Regions from separate parts of the Homo sapiens genome. Here region 2 is linked to region 1. Evidence: read pairs that join two places in POLR2A ChIA-PET (ENCODE). Cell type or tissue: GM12878. All regions are shown on one strand. Each heading gives the region's core, and the rest is flanking DNA. Links, peaks and the distances in the headings are about the cores only.

Region 1 (10,479 bases), core at 1,487-9,486:
AATATAGTGAGACCCCATCTCTGTGAAATTTTTTTTAATTAGCTGGGCATGGTGGTGCGCACGTCCAGCTACTCGGGAGGTTGAGGCGGGAGGATCACTTGAGCACAGGACTTCAAGCAAGCAGTGAGCTATGATCATGCCACTGCACTCCAGCCTGAGACAAAGCAAGACTTCGTCTCAAAAAAAAAAAAAAAAAAAAAAAAAAAAAGACATTCAGAGAGAAATTGGCTTGTCCTATGCAGCTAGGTCTGGAGAGTGGGGTTCGTGCCGAAGAGCCAGCCCCATCTGTAAGGAGATGGCGCAGATGCTGGTCTTACGAAAGCTGTCACTGCTGCTTCCTTCTATTTTAGATGACAAGCAATTCTACTTCCTTTTCCAAAACCTCATATTTTTTTCTTTTCTTTTTTTTTTTTTTGAGACAGAGCTTCACTCTTGTTGCCCAGGCTGGAGTGCAATGGCATGATCTTGGCTCACCGCAACCTCCACCTCCTGAGTTCAAGTGATTCTCCTGCCTCAGCCTCCTGAGTAGCTGGGATTACAGGCATGCACCACCATGCCCAGCTAATTTTGTATTTTTAGTAGAGATGGGGTTTCTCCATGTTGGTCAGGCTAGTTTCAAACTCCCAACCTCAGGTGATCTGTCCGCCTCGGCCTCCCAAAGTGCTGGGATTACAGGCGTGAGCCACCGTGCCCGGCCAAAACCTCCTATTTTTTGCTGGGCCTCTCAAGTTTCTCCCCAGGTCCTATCCCCAGCATTGTCCCTGGATAGGCAGTGTGGCTGCTGTAACAGACAACCCTCCTCCCCCCGTCAGTGATGCAACACAGCTGATATTTGTTTCATTTTTTTGAGACGAGGTCTCGGTCTCTGCTGCCCAGGCTGGAGTGCAGTGGCAGAATCATGGCTCACTGTAGCCTCGACCTTCCAGACTCAGGCAATCCTCCTGCCTCAGCCTCTTTGAGTAGCTGGGACTACAGGAGCACACCACTGAGTCTGTCTAATTTTTTGTAGAGACAGGGTCTCACTATATTGCCAGACTGTTCTCAATCTCTTGGGCTAAAGTGATCCTCCCAAAGTGCTGGGATTACAGGCATGAGCCACTGTGCCCCGCCCCAGACATGTTCCAAATCTAGCAGGTGCTCTGGGTCTTCTGCTGGCTCTCCTGCATCCACCCACAGGCAAGAGAAGCAACAAAGTGGGGAGGCCACAAGGCCCCAAACACACCACACACGTCAGGACTGGAGCACATGGCTGCTTGGAACTGCAGGGAGGTTGGGCACATGGTCCAGACAACTGGTCGGGAGAGAGCCAGGTGAGCACTGCGCACACTCTGCTGCAGAGCCTGACTTCACTCAGCTAACACGACCCTAGCCTCTTCCAGGCTATCCGGATTCTGGTCTCCGCACCACTGCAAGTCAGATGTTCCTAAAACTTATCTTTCATCGTACCGCTGATCTATAAGAGCTACAGAAGCAGCCAGGCATGGTGGCTCACACCTGTAATCCCAGCACTTTGGGAGGCTGGGGCGGGTGGATCACCTGAGGTCGGGAGTTTGAGATCAGCCTGGCCAACATGGCAAAACCCCATCTCTACTAAAAATACAAAAATTAGCTGGGCATGGTGGTGCACACCTGTAATCCCAGCTACTGGAGAGGCTGAGGAAGGAGAATTGCTTGAGCCCAAGAGGCAGAGGTTGCAGTGAGCTGAGATCGTGCCACGGCACTCCAGCCTGGGTGAGTGAGACTCTGTTTAAAAAAAAAAAAAAAAAAAAAAGCTACAGAAGCCTCCTGTGTCAACAGGCAGAATGGGCATCGCTCAGCCTGCATTCGAGTCCCCCACAAACCCCACCTGGGCTCTTTCTTCCTCGTTGCAGGAGGCTACTCAGGCTCCCTCAAGCCATGTCCAGGCAGGTGCTCGCTAACACCGCCACGCCTCTACTAGACCACCTGCTCTGGGTGTCTACTGTCCTATTAGTAACTGTCCAAACTCATTTCACCCAATCCCCAGGGCAAGTCCCATCTGCCTCCAAGCCTCCCTTTGAGCCTGTGCTGTCTACATTTCCTCTTTGAGTCTCTCTCATGCAAGGGCTTGCATAATACAAGGATCAGGACTGAAGAGTGCGTCTGTGTCAAGGACAGAAGGCTCCAGTGGGGCAGTTTCCAGTTTCAGGGTGACTCAGGGCAGCAATGCCACCGTGCAGGAATGGAAAGCGGTGGTTGATGGTGTGAGAAGACACGGGGGCCCTCCTCAGCCTCCAGTTAGAGGGGAGATAATTGCCTCCAATTCCACACGCCCCAGGAATGACGTTCACCATCAATCCCTACAGGTGTGGGCAACACATGTGTAACAGAGTAAATGAAAAAGGGTACACCCTCGCCCCTTGCTTCCCTAGCACAGCGCAGGATGAGGGGTGGGGTTACAGCAGGAGGCAAACATCCACCCTTTCACCCCAGGCTCGGGCCCTTGCACAGGCCTGCAGCACGAGGCGAGCCCTCAGGACCTGGCAGCTGCTATTTTGGAGGCCAACACTGCTGACGCCACGACTCACACTCAGAGAATGGCTGCAATAGCTGTGCTTTCTCAACCCGAATCCAGGAATGTTAAAAAAAAAAAAGGCTGGGGCAGGGCCTGGTGGCTCACGCCTGTAATCCCAGCACTTTAGAGGCCAAGGTGGGCAGATCACGAGGTCAGGAGATCAAGACCATCGTGGCCAACATGGTGAAACCCCATCTCTACTAAAAATACAAAAATTAGCTGGGTGTGGTGGCGGGCGCCTGTAGTCCGAGCTATTCGGGAAGCTGAGGCAGCAGAATCGCTTGCACCCAGGAAGCGGAGGTTGCAATGAGCTGAGATGGCGCCACTGTACTCCAGCAACAGAGCCAGACTCCAACTGAAAAAAAAAAAAGAAAAAAGAAAAAAAGAAGGCTGTCCTTGGAGACCTAAGACCAGTGTTGCTCTTGGGTGGGCCAGAGTTGAGACTTAAAATACGTCTTAGTGATTTCTTTTTTGGACGGGGTATAGTATGGCTTTTAGTGTTAGTTTTAAAAGTAGTGTTTGGAATGCACTAAGCAGTAAGTGGCTTAATCAATATCACTAACATGTAATATTGATCTATCAGTGCTGTTGGCACACAGAATTGTACTCTTTTTTTTTTGAGACGGAGTCTCACTCTGTCGCCCAGGCTGGAGTGTGATGGCGCGATCTCGGCTCACTGCAACCTCTGCCTCCCGGGTTCAAGCGATTCTCCTGACTCAGCCTGCCGAGTAGCTGTGATTACAGGTGCCCGCCACCACGCCCACCTAATTTTTGTATTTTTAGTAGAGACAGGGTTTCACCACGTTGGCCAGGCTGGTCTTGAACTCCTGACCCCAGGTACAAAAATTAGCTGGGCGTGGTGGCAGGAGCTGGTTATCCCAGCTACTTAGGAGGGTGAGGCAGGAGAATCACTTGAACCCGGGAGGTGGAGGTTGCAGTGAGCCAAGATCGTGCCACTGCATTCCAGCCTAGGGGACAGACGGAGACTCTGTCTCAAAAAAAAAAAAAAGAAAAAAAAAGTATTTCCAAGACGCATAAAACAGGTCCACTGTCATTTTTTCCAGTTATCCAGGAACTTCCATAAAGCGAACGTTTTGGGCTGAAGGTCACCCACCCCATGAACAGTCAGGTGGAACTAGTGCCCAGGGAAGGCAGGCAGCCTGCGCCATCATGGCCTTTGGCTCAGAGGCCACCTAAGCAGCCCCGCGCTGTGGGTCACCATCTCCTCCACACTCAAGTCTGAAGGTGAGCCTGTCAGGGGCTCCCAGCTCACTGGGTGGAGGGAAGCGTGTCAGGGAGGGGTGGGGGGGGCGTGCCCTGAAGAGCGAGGCCATGCGCCTACCTCCAGCTTTTCCCCTGACACACTGAGCGACTCCCGGCTGCACGCCGGCCACAGGGCTCCTGTAAGATGCTGGGAGGCTTCCCAAGGCACCCCGCCCAGATGTCTTCCCAGGAATCCCGGATCCCTGAGGAGGGAGATACCATCACTAAGAAATCTGTGACCAAACTGCTGATCACAGAAAAGGAGTGATTTTCCCATTAATTCTGAAACAGTCAGTCAAACGCGAGGGAGGGGACAAATTGAGCAAAAAGCCTCAAATGAGGCTAAATGAGTCACCACGCCCGGCCTTTTCAATTACATAGCTCCATTTTGTAAACTTCTGCTCAGCTTCAAGGAGGCCAGCCCAAGTGGACCACAGGACTAGCAGTCTTGACTCTTGCTGGGTCAAGATCCTTCCCACACATGACTGCTGCAGGGGAAGGTCAAAAACGTCCCAGGCCAGGCACAGCTCACGCCTGGATTTCCAGCACTTTGAAAGGCCAAGGGTGGGGGGATCTCTTGAGCCCAGGAGTCTGAGACCAGCCTGGGAAACACAGACCCCACTGTACAAAAAAAAATGAAATTAGCCAGGTGCAGTAGCGTATGCCTGTAGTCCCAGCTACTTGGGTGCAGTAGCGTATGCCTGTAGTCCCAGCTACTTGGGTGCAGTAGTGTATGCCTACAGTCCCAGCTACTTGGGAGGCTGAGGTGATCACTTGAGCCCAGGGGATTGAGTCTGCAGTGAGCTATGATTGCACCGTAGCACTCCAGCCTGGGTGGCAGATAAAGACCCTGTCACAAAACAAAACAACCCACAAGCCTCCCCTGCTCAGTGTGGCTACACCAAGAAGAATTCAAGTCGAGATTTCTTGGGTATTTTTTTTTTTTTTTTGAGAGAGGTCTGTCTCTCAGGCTGGAGTATAGTGGCATGACAGCTCACTGCAACCTCCACTTCAGCCTCCTGAGTAGCTGGGACCACAGGTGTGCATCACCACACTCAGCTAATTTTTGGTAGAGATGGGTTTCACTATGTTGCCCAGGCTGGTGTGGCATTCTTGAGCTCAAGCAATCCACCCGCCTCAGCCTCTCAAAGTGTTAGGATTACAGGCGTAAGCCACTGAGCCTGGCCCTTATTACCTTTATTTTTTATTTTATTTTATTTTTTTGAGAGGGAACCTAGCTCTGTCACCCAGGCTGGAGTGCAGTGGTGCAATCTCGGCTCACTGTAACCTCCACCTCCCGGGTTCAAGCGATTCTCCTGCCTCAGCCTCCCGAGTAGCTGGGACTACAGACACCTGCCACCACAGCTGGCTAATTTTTGTATTTTTAGTAGAGATGGGGTTTCACCATGTTGGCCAGGCTGGTCTTGAACTCCTGACCTTGTGATTCACCCGCTTCAGTCTCCCAAAGTGCTGGGATTACAGGTGTGAGCCACCCTGCCTGTCCCCTTTTTATTACTTTTTCGAGACAAGGTCTCACCCTGTTGCCCAGGCTGGAGTGCAGTGGTGCAACCACAGCTCACTGTAGTCTTGACCTCCTGGGCTCAAGTGATCCACCTCAGCCTCCCAAGTAATCCTCACTACAGGCGTGCGCCACTGCATCTGGCTAATTTGCTTTTTGTAGAGAGGCAGGGAGTCTCCCTATGCTGCCCAGACTGGCCTCAAAACTCCTGGGCTCAAGTGATCCCCCACCTTGGCCTCTCAAAGTGCTGGGATTACAGGCATGAGCTACCATGGCCAGACCTCATTTCTTTTTTGTTCAGTCTTCTTTGCCTCTGTAGCCAACGTGTGTGTAAATATGCCTAGTCTCACCCTAAAAGCAGCCTATTGAGCAAACAAGTATATTTCAGTTACTCAGCATATTAAAACCGTTTCTTCACAGGTGTTTCTGTCCTTCTTCTTGTTTAACACAGAAAACAGGAGAACCAAATAAGCCAAGCTCTTTATCTTCCCAAAGCCCTTGGTCTAGACCAGAGTTCCCAAAGCGTGGTCAGTGGTTTCTCTACATCAGAAACAGCGGGCGTGTCTGTGTCCTCAAAGGCAATGTCCGAGGATGTGGGGCGGGGTTTGCGATTCTGTATTGTTAACAGGCTCCCCAGGAGTTCCTGACAGCCAACTGCAGGCATCGCTCCCAGGAAGGCCTGTGAGCCCCACATGCTCCCCTAGGGGGATGTAAGCTGGGTGATCACGTCTGAAATAAGGACCCAAGATTCCTGACTCCCCGATGCGGTTTTTAAATTTTTAAGGCAGGCAAGGGGAAAAAAAGATACCAAGTGAAGAATTCATTGTGTATTTATTATTCACAGTTAATCACTACCTACCAAATGCTATCCGCAGAGTTAAAGGATTAAGTACATAGGTCTTTATTTAAACACTGATTTTTTTTTTAAATATATACACACAAAACTTAGTTCAGCAAGGCTTCATGATATACACCAATTCCAAAATAAAACAATCAAATGGTCCAGGTGTAGAATGCCAGATTCCTTTTATCATCTGCGAGGAAAAGAGAAGCAGGATGAGGAAGAGTGAGGGAAGGCGGGGACAGGCTCTGCCCAGAAGAGCTGCCGCCTCCTGGCACAGCAAACGCTCCAGGCCTGGGCCCTGTTCATATCTGGAGTCGGAGGGAGACTCCCATCGGCCGCTTTGGGACTGAAAGGCCCAAGGCTGTCACCAGCTCCCGGAAGAGAGGGAGGCAGTCTTGTTTTTGTCGTGGGAAGGGGTTTGGGTGGAGAAAAAGATTACAGGCACATCACCACAGGGGACCAGAAGTGGAGAGAAGACAGAGAGTTCTGCCGAGGCCTTGGTCTTCCTGTCTTTCCAATCTTGCCTTCCCCAACTCTCCCTGCTTCCTGGGACCATCGGTAGGGGTGGGGAGCAGCAGTCAACACAGCCCACTGGGAAGGGAGGCACAAGCAGCACTCCAGCTTCCCAGTGCTGCCCTCACACTCACCTGGACAGGTCAGGGGACACAGGATGAAAGCCATGGCCCAATCTAAGAGCAAGACAAGTGAAAAGTGAGTACTCTCACTGTGTACCCCAGCATAGGAATAGTGAAACCTGCTACAACTGGAGGCTGCGTTCCCATGACTTCCTCCTCCGCTCTCCTTGTCTGGGACTTGCTGGTTCCAGGGGTGCATATAGGGAGGGGGCGGGGGCCACAACCCCCGAGACGGTGAGGACAGGCTTCCGACCCCCCTGTAAGCCAGATCCAGTGGGATGTGGGAGAGCTGGGCGGTCACCTTCCCTCTTGCCCCGGTGGCCCATCACACTCACACTGCACCCTGGGCAAGCAGTTCCCTGAACCCCCAAGGGGCTCACAACCCTTAAAGCTGGAGCTTAAAGCCTCCTGGCTTAGTACAAGCAGGAGAACGCCTCACCTTCCACTCCTGCTTTGTCTCCTTTGCTCTACCCTGGCTCCCCTGCCCGGAGGGAAAAATATTTACACAGAGTAGGAGACAAATTGGCTGAAAAGCTCTGGACTGCCTTTAACTTATTTTAAAACAAAACAAATTAAAAAAAAAAAAAAAACACCACTCAGAAGCAACCCTTGAAATAAGGAAAAAGGCACTATGAAAAAACAACATGCTCGATAATCCCACTGGAAGGGCCAACAAAGTGGAAAGAGACAGGCTTTCAGGTGGGCTTTTTTTTTTTTTTTTTGAGACGGAATCTCGCTCTGTCACCCAGGCTGGAGTACAATGGCACGGTCCCGGCTCACTCAACCTCCACTTCCCAGGTTCAAGCGATTCTCCTGCCTCAGGCTCCCAAGTAGCTGGGACTACAGGTGCGTGCCACACCCGGCTAATTTCTTATTTTTAGTAGAGACGGGGTTTCACCATGTTGGCTAGGTTGGTCTCGAACTCCTGACCTTGTGATCCGCCCACCTTGGCCTCCCAAAGTGCTGGGATTACAGGCGTGAGCCACCGCGCCCAGCCCAGGTGGGCTTTCTCAGGAAGCCATGGAAGCAGAGACATGCTTTCCTTCTACCCTACTCTACTGTGAACTTGGACAAAATACACTGGGGGTCTGGGCTGGAAGGCAGATTCCTACAAGTCCCCTCCTCTGGAGGAAGCTAAACAGCAAAGGCATCGAGCGGCCCTGCCCGCTCCTTTTTGTGTGTATATACGAAGAACACAGGAACAGCTGTTCTTCTTTCAGTCATTCCAACTAAAACAGACATTTTGCATAGAGAGAATACCAGCCCACTTGGTTTCTTGTTTTTTATTATTGGCGTCAGCTAGGACTATACGTGGCCTTAAACGTCATGCACTGATGGACAGAAGAGAAAAAAGGATGAAAAAAAAGACAAAGGAGGGGAAAGAGGAGCAGCAGTGAAAATTTGTAATAAAAACTCTTCTTAATTTATAGGTAAGTTTTGGCATTTTTAAATCCAACGCCCCCTCCCACCCCCTAAAGTTCCAACCAAAGTGAGAGGGTCACAGGGTGACCCGGCCAGGTGTTCTGCACTCCCTCACAGGCTGCTGTCAGAGGCAGCTTGTGGGTTTAATTCTTTTGTATGTGTTTTACATTTTTCACTTTCTTTAAATAATTGCTTCTTGACTCTTAGACGTTCCGGTTCACGGGGGTGACATAATTGCGGGGAAACATGCCGGTCTGCCCGTGGCAAGCTCCTTTCCACCAGTTGGGGTCTGAGTTATCCATGACATGGATAAAATCTCCCCGGCGGAAGCCCAGCTCTCCATCCTCCTGGGGATCAAAGTCAAAGAGGGCCTGGACGTATGTCGGCTGCTGCAAAACAGGAGCAGGAAAAACCCACATTGCATTCCTGGTCTGTGACTGGCCACCTCCGAGGCCAGATGGGTTCCAGGGGGAAACGAATGCGTGCCAAATTCTCCATGTTTCTTAAACTCACCTCCCATCTCCCAACCCCCCGTTTATTCTTACCTATTCTAAGTTTACAGGCCAAGCGGGTTTAGTGTGATATTTCCCAGTGCTCAGAAAATATTAGAGTATGTCTCCCAGAGGAGGGTGGCCAACTGTGCCGTATTATCAAGTAGAGGGCAGGCAGTGCTTGGAGGAGAAAGTTCTTCAGAAACAGCCATCTGTGTTTAGGCCGTGGGCCCAGAATCGCAAATCCCTTCTACGACACCCTTAAGGTATTAAAGCCTAAAGTTCTGGAGCTCGAATAACATAAGGGGCTCTAACCGTAACTTACGACCAGGGCTCGAGGGACAGGAACGGGTGCCGACCCCATTCCCTCACAAGCATAGTTTTCCTCATAATTTGCTTCCAGGGACAGGATCTTTGGGTGGGTGTGTTAAAGACCATCTCCCTAGAGAGGCTGGCAAGCTGGCTACACACTGCCTCTGGAAAAGCAAAAACCTTGTATTTGAAACAACAAATCTTTTTTTTTTTTTTTTTTTTTTTTTGAAATGAAGTCTCCCTCTGTCGCCCAGGTTGGAGTGCAGTGGTGCAATCTCAGCTCACTACAATCTCCACCTCCTGGGTTCAAGCAATTTTTCCATCTCAGCTTCCCGAGTAGCTGGGACTGCAGGTGTGCGCCACCACATCCAGCTAATTTTTGTATTTTTAGTAGCGACAGGGTTTCACCATGTTGGCCAGGCTAGTCTCAAACACCTGACCTCAAGAGATCTGCCTGCCTCGGCCTCCCAAAGTGCTGGGATTATAGGTGTGAGCTACTATGCTGGGCCAGAAAAAAGAACTCTTTAGTGTGAATGGAGGGTAACATTTTCAGTAAGGAGCACAGAAGCCCCAGCGGCAATCCCTGAAGGGCGCCCGCATGTTGAGGGGCGCCTCCCCTTTCCTACAGGAATGCACACTGAGGAGCTATTCTTAACTAAAAATGATCCCATCTCACCCTGATGAGGCTTACCTGTGGCACCTGTTCTATGTCCCGCAGGAATATCTGCTGGTTTCTGGAGACAGATGTAGATCTGTGATAATCCACCAGCTCATTCAAAGAATTGAACTTCACCACCCAGAGGAAGTACTTCCCGGCTCCATCTCGGAGCACCTTGAAGTGCTGCACATCGTTTCCAAACCTGGGAGGGACAGAAAGCACATGTGACCGGCTAAAGGCTCTAACTTGGCAAATCGAGGGTATTTCCATATAGGAGCTATCTCGAGAGAACCACTGTCCCAGCAGCACTCCTCAGGGACTGCAGAGCAACAAGTTTCCTCACTGGGTGTCCCTGGGACGGACCTCTCCCTATGAATGATGGGCACCAGGACAACATCCAGAAACCAGAGAGGGACAGGCCATCAGTCATTCTCATTCTGAAGATGTTTGTAAGATAAAGAGTCCAGGCCGGGTGCGGTGGCTCACACCTGTAATCCCAACACTTTGGAGGCCGTGGTGGGCAGATCACCTGAGGTCGGGAGTTCGAGACCAGCCTGGCCAACATGGAGAAATCCCATCTCTACTAAAAATACAAAAGTAGCTGGGCATGATGGTGCATGCCTGTAATCCCAGCTACTCGGGAGGCTGAGGCAGGAGAATCACTTGAACCTGGGAGGCCGAGGTTGTGGTGAGCTGAGATCGCGCCATTGCACTCCAACCTGGGTAACAAGAGTGAAACTCTGTCTCAAAAAAAAAAAAAAAAAGAGTCCATGTGCCCTGAACCCTACCAAATAAAAACAGC
Region 2 (10,479 bases), core at 1,117-9,116, 250 kb before region 1:
AAAAGGAAAAAAAAATAAAAAATTAGCTGGGCGTAGTGGCACATGCCTGTAATCCCAGCTACTCGGGAGGCTGAGGCAGGAGAATCGCTTGAACCAGGGAGGTGGAGGTTGCAGTGAGCCAAGATCACCCCACTGCACTCCAGACTGGGCAACAGAGCGAGACTCCATCTCAAAAATAATAATAAGGCTGGGTGCGGTGGCTCATGCCTGTAATCCCAGCACTTTGGGAGACCAGGGCAGGTGGATCATGAGGTCAGGAGTTCAAGACCAAGCCTGGCCAACATGGTGAATCCCCTTCTCTACTAAAAATACAAAAATTAGCCAGGCTTAGCGGCAGGCGCCTGTAATCCCAGCTATTCGGGAGGCTGAGGCGGGAGAATCGCTTGAACCGGGGAGGCGGAGTTGCAGTGAGCTGAGATCGCGCCACTGTACTCCAGCCTGGGCGACAGAGTGAGACTGTGTCTTAAAAAATAATAATAAATAGGCCGGGCGCGGTGGCTCATGCCTGTAATCCCAGCACTTTGGGAGGCCGAGGCGGGTGGATCACGAGGTCAGGAGATCGAGACCATCCTGGCTAACACAGTGAAACCCCGTCTCTACTAAAAAATACAAAAAATTAGCCGGGCGTGGTGGCGGGTGCCTGTAGTCCCAGCTACTTGGGAGGCTGAGGCAGGAGAATGGCGTGAACCTGGGAGGCAGAGCCTGCAGTGAGCCAAGATTGCACCATTGCACTCCAGCCTGGGCGACAGAGCGAGACTCCGTCTCAAAAATAAATAAATAAAATTATAATAATAATAAATAATAATAATTTTACCTTATTTTTGACTTGGGGAAATGGATTAAATCTAAGTTTGTTGGCATAGTTGCTCAAGCATTCATCCCTCTGAAGTTCAGAATTATTTTACCTTTTTTATTCTTTCACTCTTTGGATATGTTTTTATTGAAAAGCCACAGTATGCTGGCTTGTGGTCACTTAAAAAGAAAAACATTTTTTAAAGAGAAGGGAAAAAAAGAAACGCCACAGTACTATTTGTAAAAGGGGATAGTGGGTGGCTGCCAAGAAAAGATTTCCAAGCAAACTCCTTTTCAGTGTTTATTCATTTGAAGAGCCTCCTTGGGGCAGCTGCAAACTGTGGTGTCCTTGGTGCTGTTCTCAGTCTGCGCCTGGTCATTGCAGGGCCCCGTGAAGCACGTGTACAGAGTCCTGCAGTGTCAGGAAGAAGAGCTCACGCAGATGGTGTCCACGATGTCCGACGGCTGGAAATTCGAACAGGTACATCTCTTAACAGAGCAGCAATCCCAGGCCCCGTTCAAGGGGTCTGCAGCTCTTCAAACAATCAGTGTGGATGGCCAATTAATAACCACGGGAGACGGCTACGGCCAGGTGGGATCCTATTCCAAAACATGGGCAAAGAGCCATTTGGTGGGCACTGCTGGCCTAGTGGTGCGTGAGGAGTTGGGGAAACAGAGGAGCATCATGTCTTAGCTTCACACGCAGACTTTCCAGGGGAGCCAACGAGCAGTTTAGGCTTGAAGTGCCTCAAAGCCTTTGGTTTTTGTTCCCTCACAGGGATCGTAGAATGAGTCCCTAAAGGAGACTGGGATTCGACAACAATCCTTCCATTTCTTTTCCCAGGGTCAGAACTTTTTGGTTCTGAATGTCTTATGTAATCCACCGTGAAGAGCTTGGTGAACAGCTGTGCTAGGAAGGATCAGGCGCCATGGGAAGTGTGGTGCGGCCGTTTCCCCTACTTCTCTCCGCCTCGTGCTTACGACTGAGCTATCAAAACAAAGCTATGACAGTTGGAGCTTCACTGTTCTCCTCCATTAGATGGCAGACTTGTTAAATTCTGTTGCCTTCAAAACATAGGAAGGCCAGAGCGAATAGAGTAAATACAATTTTTTTTTTTTTTGGAAAGTCAAATCCCTTTCTTCATTCCATCCCTTTTAGACATGGCATTTAAAACAGACATTGCTACATCACTAACTTCCCACAAGCTGTGGTGTCCACTGGAAAAATGTAGTCCTTGATATTTCTATTTCACATTCAAGTGATCCTCTGCCACTTATTAACTGGTTCACTTCAATTTCAAAAAGCCAAAAAAGTCCTCTAACATAAGCCTTCCAAGGTGATACTTTCAGAAACCAGGGTTGGAACTAACCAGACAACAGCGCGACAGCCAAGACCAGCTGCTCTTGATGCCCTTTTCACTTCTGTGTTGTCCTGGTTGAAGTTGGCAAAGAGCAGCTGGCCGGCGCCGGCCTCCCCGCTCTGGCTCGCCAGGTTCATGGCTGGGCGCGTGGCGAGTGGGCCCGGCCAGGGAGGGCGCGCGTGCGAGGGCGGGTCAGGCTGCACTCAGGGTCTCGGTCGCCGCCACTCGCCACCCTGGGATCAACCGCCTGAGTAAATATGATTTTATACGGATTATGCCTACTTATGTGTAGAGTTTTAACAGGTCAACAGCTGTCTCACCAGATGCTTACCTTCTAAAAGAAAACTCACACTTTGCATTAATGCTGTTATCTCACAGATCAAGTGCAAAGCTGTCTCTGCCTTCAGAGCCAGCGGTGATTATTTCTCACACTTAGCTTCCACCACGGAATCCACTCTGCCTGTGTCTGTCATCCTGGTTCTTACTGGGCATGGGTTGTAAAACGTCGCCAAGAGTTTAATGCCCTCCACTCCAGAAGTATTTTTCCTAATATGAGCTCTTAAGCAAAGGATTTTTTTAATGTATTCTTTGTGAAACTAAAATGAATAATTTCTTGTTAATTTCTCATCTTATTACTGTCCCGTGGGAAGACGGAGGGTGTTCCTATTGCCTCCCTTCTGGATGAGGAAGTTTGTTTCAGACAGGCGGAGGCGCCCCCAGCCCCATCCTACCACAGTCAGCCATGCCGCCCATGTGAGGCCTCGCCTGCTCACTGGGATGCCCTCACCCTCTGCCTGAGCTGCTCCCCTGCGTGTGTATTTCCTCTTTAGAATTAAATTCTGAATTCTATTATCCAAAAAGGTTAAAAGTACCAGCATGCTGGGCACGGTGGTTCACACCTGTAATCTCGGCACTTTGGGAGGCCACGGTGGGAGGATTGCTTGAGTCCTGGAGTTCGGAGACCAGCCTGGGCAACATAGCGAGACCCCCCTTCTCTATCAAAAATAAAAGAATTAGCCAGGCATGGTGGCTGTAGTCCCTGTAGTCCCAGCTACTCAGGAGGCTGACGTGGGAGGATCACTTGAGACCAGGAGGTGGAGGCTACAGTGAGCTGTGATTGCACCACTGCACTCCAGCTTGGGTGACAGAGCTAGACCCTGTCTGGAAATAAAAAGTACCAGCAGCATATGACTTCCAGTAGCTGATCAGTGATTGGCTCGGTGCTTTCCAGAGCCTCCTGTCCCCAGTCTAGGGCTTCTGCTGATAGAGGAGCCAGCTGTGTGTGTGACTGAGGCAAATGTCCATTTTGTTGGCAGATGCGTTCTGTCTTCCCTTGCTGTGCTCGACGGGGCGTGGGCATGTTAATCCTGCCGCTGACGGGGGGGGACTTCAGAGCTTGGGTGAGGGGACAGTGGAGCTCATACTCTTCCTCCTGGGGAGGCCTCACCAATGATGCCCTGATGAAGAACAGGCCCATTTCTCCCCGGGGGCTTTGGTAGTCACAGAGAACTCATATAAAGAGTTAAACCTTTGATAACTTAAAAGTTCAGTCGGAAGAGGGGTGATTTGTGTAGCACTTTCGAAAGTATGTTAAGATTGCCACATGAATGTTCACTGTATTCTTGGTTCATCAGCTCATCAGCATCGGATCTTCCTATAACTACGGCAATGAGGATCAGGCAGAATTCCTCTGTGTTGTCTCCAGAGAACTAAATAATTCTACCAATGGCATCGTCATAGAGCCGAGCGAAAAGGCGAAGGTAAGGAGCCCCTTCCCTGGGCAGTTGCCTCTGGCTTGCTTGTTCGCACCCCCTCCGTGGGCTTTTCCTGAACTCTTGCTCCTCACTTCTTCCCTGGCCTTCTAGAGCCAGCGTTGCATTTTCCCCTCGTTTTGTTATTTTTGACTGTTGTAATTTAATTGGGATTTACGGAGCACTGACAGGTGTTTTTAGTTAGAAAATATGAACCTAAAAAGGGTAGACTTTCTCCATCCTCTGCCAAATCAATGAAAAAGAAAAGCTGGTTGCCACTAATTACTACAGGGTAGGATTTCTGAACTCAGACTTGGAAGGTATTTTGATTTATTCTTTAAAACTGTGCTTTTTTCACTGCCTCAGGAGAAAAGGGTGTTTTCTTACCTTGGTGACCTTTACCTCCCTTAAGTTCCTGGAAAACTGTTTCTTTTCCCTCCACTGTGCACCCCCCTCACCCCCAACACACACACACACACACACACACACACACACACACACACACACAGCTTCTAAATCGTGGATACCAGGTAAGCTGGAACCACTTCCTTTCAGTTGGCAAAGCTTTGGTCCAACAGCATATAAGCTTTAGACCCAGCTGTGCCCAGCAAGAGAGTGTTTCGCACCAGAAGCACTGCGGGTGAGGCTGCGGCTGCACCCCTGCTTGCTTCCTGGGATGACAGGACCATCATGCCACTCATCGGGTCCAGTGGAAAGCATCCCCCGACATCTCTGTCTTTCCCTCAGCAGCCTCAGCCTCTCCCCCATCTCCAACTTTCAGATTCTTCAGGAGAGAGGATCGCGGATGTAAACTAAGACCCCGAAAACTCCAGACCTTCAGGAGAGCAGTCAGCAGAGCCCCTCTGTGAAGTGAAACCTCACTCCTGTCCAGTGACCGAGCCACTGCAAAGCACAGCTGATCCTGGCCCCCTGTGAAGAAGTGTTCTGGTCAAAACTAAAGGAACTCCCTCCCCACCTGCAGGACTCCGAAGACAGTGCGACTTCTGGCTGCAGAATACCTTTTCAGAAACCTGCTTTCATTTGCTTAGCCAGTATTAGAACAGATCTTTACAACAGCAGCTGGGCTGGGTTCCCAGTCGGAGCCTTTCGGGGATCTGGGGGATGAGGGCGGAAGGCCTAGCTCCTTGGAAATGGCCTGTACTTTAAGGACGCTGGAGCCAAGAGGATTGTTCCCGTGCCGTGCCATGGTTTCACCCTATGTGTGCCACAATGGACGTTAGCAGCTGCTTCGGAACACCGTCCCTCCTATGCACCCTCCAAGACGTGCAGCAGATGCAAAGGGTTCTAGCTGCAGTTTGTCGAATTGAGGTTTTAGGTAAAGCATAGAGTTGCCAGAGTACCCCGCATTCCCATGAATAGAGCCTCCAAGGAAAGGGAGGATGGGGTGTCCTTTGTTGTGGTTGGAGGTTGGTGATCATTGCTCTGGATTTGGGGCTCCCGGCTGCCACCACATGCAGCTTTGCCTCACCTTTCTCCAGCAGCCGGGACCCTCTGGAGAGCTTGTTTTCCCTCCAAGAAGAGGTTTGAGACAGGCGGCATCCTGCACTGAGTCAGACAAGTGGGAGCTGTAGGAACTGCACCTGCAGCCTCTTCTTACTCCCCATTGACCCTGTCTTCCTTCCCTGGCTTTTTCAACTGGACCAAAGATGAAGGCACTTATGGACCCTTTGATGGCTTGGAGTGGGGAAGGCTGTTTCTTTGAAAGTTGCCAAATGTGTTATGTTGTGTCTCAGAGAGAGTTATTTCTGTGACTCTCTTGGAAATGCCTTGACTGAATGTGCAATATTTGTGTCTCTTGGTTTCTAACCTTGGCGGACCTGCTCCCCTCTGTACTGTCCCCAGTGGTATGTATGTATGTGCTAGGCAGTCTGGGGACCCCCTGTGTCTCTGACCACCCCCCTGACCCCCGCCATTACTTTCTTTTCTGGAGTGCCATGCTGGCGAGGATCCGGATGCGGCAGCACCCTCTTTCGGGCTGCATCCACAGAGTTTGTGTCCACACTTTCTCTCCGAGCATGTGGGTCTCGCTGAGCAGTCATGGAATGCGGTAGAGCCAGGGGACCCTGTCTGCCCCGAATAACTTTCAGTAGTATGGCAGATGGCACAGAGAAAGGGAAGGGGCTCTGGGGACTTCTCCTTCTATGAAAGCCTCCTCGAGCCAGGTGCTCCTGGGCACCTTCAGAAGTGATGTCCTGTGTGCTCCACAGCTCACCTGCTTGCCAAGGTACGTCTGGGTAGTAGTTTCTGGAAATGACTGCAGACTGTGCCAAATGTCTTTTGAGCTTCTGACCTGACCATGCCCAGATGGCATAACTTTTCCCTAGGACCCTCAGTCTCCTTGTTTCTCTGTATCTGTAGCATAGCATAGAACCCGGTATACAGGGGTTTCTGCTGACACATCAACGTCTACACACCTATGCGCCACATTTTACAGCTGTAAAGTGTTAGATGAACTGCCGTCCTCAGTAAAAGCAGCCACCCCTTCAAGAGTCACAGGCATCCATCCAGTCGTATCTTTCAGAGAAAAAAAAAGTTAGATGTAGCCAAGGAAAGTAGTGATCACGGGAAGGACTGCTCTGAGCCGGGTAGGATGGAGGACTTTGGAAGAGGCGCTCCTTGGCCAGGTCCAATGAGTAACATCAGACTGACAGAGGAAAAGCAGCTTGGTTTGCGGCCTTGTGCCCAGTCTCGTTGAGGCGCTTGTCCCTGTCTGCTTTCCTGGGGCATGCCTGATCAGCGTGGGCTGGAGCTCCTAGACCAACCCCAGCTTTCTCACCAGGTTCAGCAAGGAGGCCTGGGGGTCAGACACCAATGTTGAGCACCTCCTGAGGGCGCCGTTTCCTTCATTCCTCTTAGATTCCATAGTTGCCGCCATGAAAAGACTGCTCTTGAGCCCCAAGGCACAGGCACGTGCTCTGGGAAATAGACAGGAGTGGTATTTCCGCCCTCTCGGAGGGCTGGTGTTCACCAAGTTTCCCTCCTCGCTGCAACCCAATGACACCTGTATTGTTCCAGCGCTCCAGGACTCTGGGTTCTTAAGATTTCTGGGAGCGTTGTTCACCCACCCCCTTTAGGAACCAGGCTGGTGTTCTTGCTTGAAAGCGTTGTGCCCTCTGAGTGTCTGGCTGATCACATCAGAGAGGTCTGCGTGGCAGTTTGGGGCTGTCACGTGACCAGTGACCCACACTCTCTGCTGCCCAGTACTGCCAAGTGGGGAGGGTCCTGCCTTTTTCTCTGCCCCAGGTCTGGGACGCAGGTGATGCCAGCCAGGCCCAGGAGTGCCCAGCATCCCCCAACTGATGACACAGTAGCACTGATTCTGTCTTTTCCTCAGAATCTGGCCTTTTTCCATGGCAATGAGGTGGGGCCCAGCCTCCTCTAAAGTGACTTTGTTTCTGCACAGTTGTAACTGCTCTTGGGGATGTCAGTGAGGCTGGGAGCAGGGAGCCACGGGATGCTGAGAGAGGAGGCCCGAGAGGACACCCCACCCTCCAGCGTGGCCTTTGATCCAGACTTAGGGACGAGGCTGTCACTGGTGGGCACCCTCTGTTCCTGTTTGTGTGTTTGAATAGTCTGAAATGCTGTGACTTTTTTTGTGTGAATAAAGATATGAAACTTCTGAATCTCAAGAACTGTGGTGTGTTTTCCATTACTGCAGTCTCCTGGTTCCCACTGTCACTTCCTGTCGATGGTTCTCACATGGGTTTCAGGAGATGACTTAACTACCTTTCCTACCAGGACAGCTGACTAAGTCCTTTTCTCCTGCTACTGAAACCACCAAAGGGGGTGTTGGGCCTTCTCCCTCCTCCCTTTCATTTTACTGAATCTGAAAAGACCCAGAGAATGCAGAGAAACAGAAGGTGGGACGGATGGGCTGCCCACCAGAGAGCTGGAAAGAGACAAGGGGAGGAGTGTGAGATTTTTTTTTTTTTTTTTTTTCCCCGAGATGGAGTCTCGCTCTGTCACCCAGGCTAGAGTGTAGTGGTGCAATCTCGGCTCACTGCAACCTCTGCCTCCCATGTTCAAGCAATTCTCCCTCGGCTTCCTGAGTAGCTGGGATTACAGGCGCCTGCCTGCGCGCCTGGCTAATTTTTGTATTTTTAGTAGAGACAGTATTTTGCTGTGTTGGCCAGGCTGGTCTCGAACTCCGACCTCAGGTGATCCTCCCGCCTCAGCCCCCCAAAGTGCTGGGGTTACAGGCATGAGCCACCATCCCCGGCCGTGAGATGGTTTTTAAGGGACAAGTCTTTCTGGAAGAGAGTGAGTGACTAGGTACAAGGAAGAGGATGAGTGAGGAACGTTTGGTGACAACCAACAAACAAGTATTGATCACTTCAGCATCAGGCGGGGCATGGGAAACTCAGAAGGTGTTAGTCCCTTCCAGACAGCACTTTCAGGTAGGGAGACAAAATGGACTCATACAGCTTAGTGAACAGGATGCGTGGGTGCATCCGTCAGGGTCCAATTGAGACCACAGCAGTTGTTAACTGGTAGTGGAGAAAGGAAAGGGCAGGAGTGGACACTGAGGCATCACAATGTAGGGATTGCAGGGTGCAGTCCTCACTCCTGGGACCTGAGAACAGTGGGAAGACATTGGGATTATTAAAGTGGAGATTTGGCCGGGCGCGGTGGCTCACACCTGTAATCTCAGCTCTTTGGGAGGCCAAGGCAGGCGGATCACCTGAGGTCAGGAGTTCGAAACCAGCCTGACTAACGTGGAGAAACCCCATCTCTACTAAAAAATACAAAATTAGCCGGACCAGCTACTCGGGAGGCTGAGGCAGGAGAATCACTTGAACCTGAGAGGTGGAGGTTGTGGTGAGCCGAGAGCACGCCATTGCACTCCAGCCTGGGCAACAAGAGCAAAACTCCGCCTCAAAAAAATAAAAGGGCTGGGCGCAGTGGCTCACGCCTGTAATCCCAGCACTTTGGGACGCCGAGGCGAGCGGATCACGAGGTCAGGAGATCTAGACTATCCTGGCCAACATGGTGAAACCCCGTCTCTACTAAAAATATAAAAATTAGCTGGGCATGGTGGCAGGTGCCTGTAATCCCAGCTACTCTACTCGGGAGGCTGAGGCAGGAGAATGGCTTGAACCCGGGAGGCAGAGGTTGCAATGAGCAGAGATCACGCCACTGCACTCCAACCTGGTGACAGAGCGAGACTCAGTCTCAAAAAAAAAAAAAAAAAAAAAAGATTCACCTGCACTTTGGGAGGCCCAAGCTGGGAGGATTGCTTGAGCCCAGGAGTGTGAGATCAGCCTGGGCATCGTGGTGAGACTCTGTCTCTATGTAAAATTAAATCTAAAAATAAAATAAGGCCAAGTGTGGTGGCTCACACCTGTAATCCCAGCACTTTGGGAGGCCGAGGCAGGCAGATCACTTGAAGTCAGATGTTTGAGACCAGCCTGGCCAACATGGTGAAACCCTGTTTCTACTAAAAATACAAAAATTAGCCGGGCATGGTGGCACATGCTTGTAATCCCAGCTACTTGGGTGGCTGAGGCACGAGAATTGCTTGAACCCGGGAGGTGGAGGTTGCAGTGGGCTGAGATCACACCACTGCACTCCAACCTGGGTGACAGAGATTGTGTCTCAAAATAAAATGGAGATTCAAGAGGAGGGGACCAATGGAGAAGGACGTGCTGGCCAGTGGCAGCTGCTGCCTCTCAGAGGGTAGAGAAACCACCAAGAAACCAGCACCACTCCTGGAATCAGCTATGCCAGCACACAGCAGTGTTCTGTGGTTTGGCTCACAACAGGAAATACATCGTCCCTCCTTTTTTTCTCTCGTCTTGCAGTCTCCCTCAGCCTGTCCTACCAGGTTGAGCTAGGAGGGGGAAAATGTGGCTCGGAGCAGAGTTCAGAGGGTGGGTTTGGGGCTGAGAGACAACAATGTGGTGACTGGCTCAGTCCACCTGTTTGGTTCCCCTCACATGTACATGCTTCTGCACATACTTGAACTTGCATAGGATGGTGAAAAATGCTGGGTGTGGTGGCTCATGCCTATAATCCCAGCACTTTGGGAGGCCAAGGCAGGTGGATCACTTGAGGTCAGGAGTTTGAGACCAGCCTGGCCAACATGATGAAACCCCGTCTCTACTAAAAATACAAAGAATTAGGCTGGGCGCGGTGGCTCACGCCTGTAATCCCAGCACTTTGGGAGGCCAAGGCGGGTGGATCACGAGGTCAGGAGATGGAGACCATCCTGGCTAACACGGTGAAACCCTGTCTCTACTAAAAATACAAAAAATTAGCTGGGCGTAGTGGTGGGCACCTGTAGTCCCAGCTACTCGGGAGGCTGAGGCAGGGGAATGGCGTGAACTCGGGAGGTGGAGCTTGCAGTGAGCCAAGATCGCGCCACTGCACTCCAGCCTGGGCGACAGAGCGAGACTCCGTCTCAAAAAAAAAAAAAAAAAAAAATTAGCTATGCGTGGTGGCGGGTGCCTGTAATCCCAGGTACTCTGGAGGCTGAGGCAGGAAAATCGCTTGAACTCAGGAGACAGAGGTTGCAGTAAGCCGAGATCATGCCATTGCGCTCCATCCTGGGCAAC

Evidence for each region. ChIA-PET counts read pairs that join two places held together with the same protein. Peaks named below come from ENCODE experiments on the same cell type or tissue, not always from the same donor. Only the 100,000 strongest peaks of a DNase experiment are listed, where the experiment ranks them.
Region 2: POLR2A ChIA-PET joins it to region 1 with 5 read pairs; 3 of 35 experiments call an interaction of 5 or more read pairs at or near these places.

The regions. Positions count from the first base shown.
Region 1 is chr17:75,311,949-75,322,427 of GRCh38, forward strand. GRB2 (growth factor receptor bound protein 2) reads right to left here. Exons shown (of 6, transcript NM_002086.5): 5 at 9,711-9,879; 6 at 6,128-8,605. The coding sequence ends at 8,420. Among named protein-coding and RNA genes, the nearest start is that of SLC25A19, 28 kb to the left of the region's middle. RefSeq lists enhancers at 4,047-4,196, 4,547-4,796, 7,805-7,944, 7,855-9,054. In GM12878, for the core only: no CTCF peak of the experiment used is centred there; DNase peaks (open chromatin) are centred at 2,123 and 8,141; H3K4me3 peaks cover 1,988 bases; H3K27ac peaks cover 6,628 bases.
Region 2 is chr17:75,058,333-75,068,811 of GRCh38, forward strand. It overlaps KCTD2 (potassium channel tetramerization domain containing 2), which reads left to right. Exons shown (of 6, transcript NM_015353.3): 4 at 1,178-1,273; 5 at 3,788-3,913; 6 at 4,686-7,554. The coding sequence ends at 4,715. Among named protein-coding and RNA genes, the nearest start is that of KCTD2, 16 kb to the left of the region's middle. RefSeq lists an enhancer at 9,500-9,569. In GM12878, for the core only: a CTCF peak has its summit at 1,830 (motif pointing right); a DNase peak (open chromatin) is centred at 7,600; H3K27ac peaks cover 1,064 bases.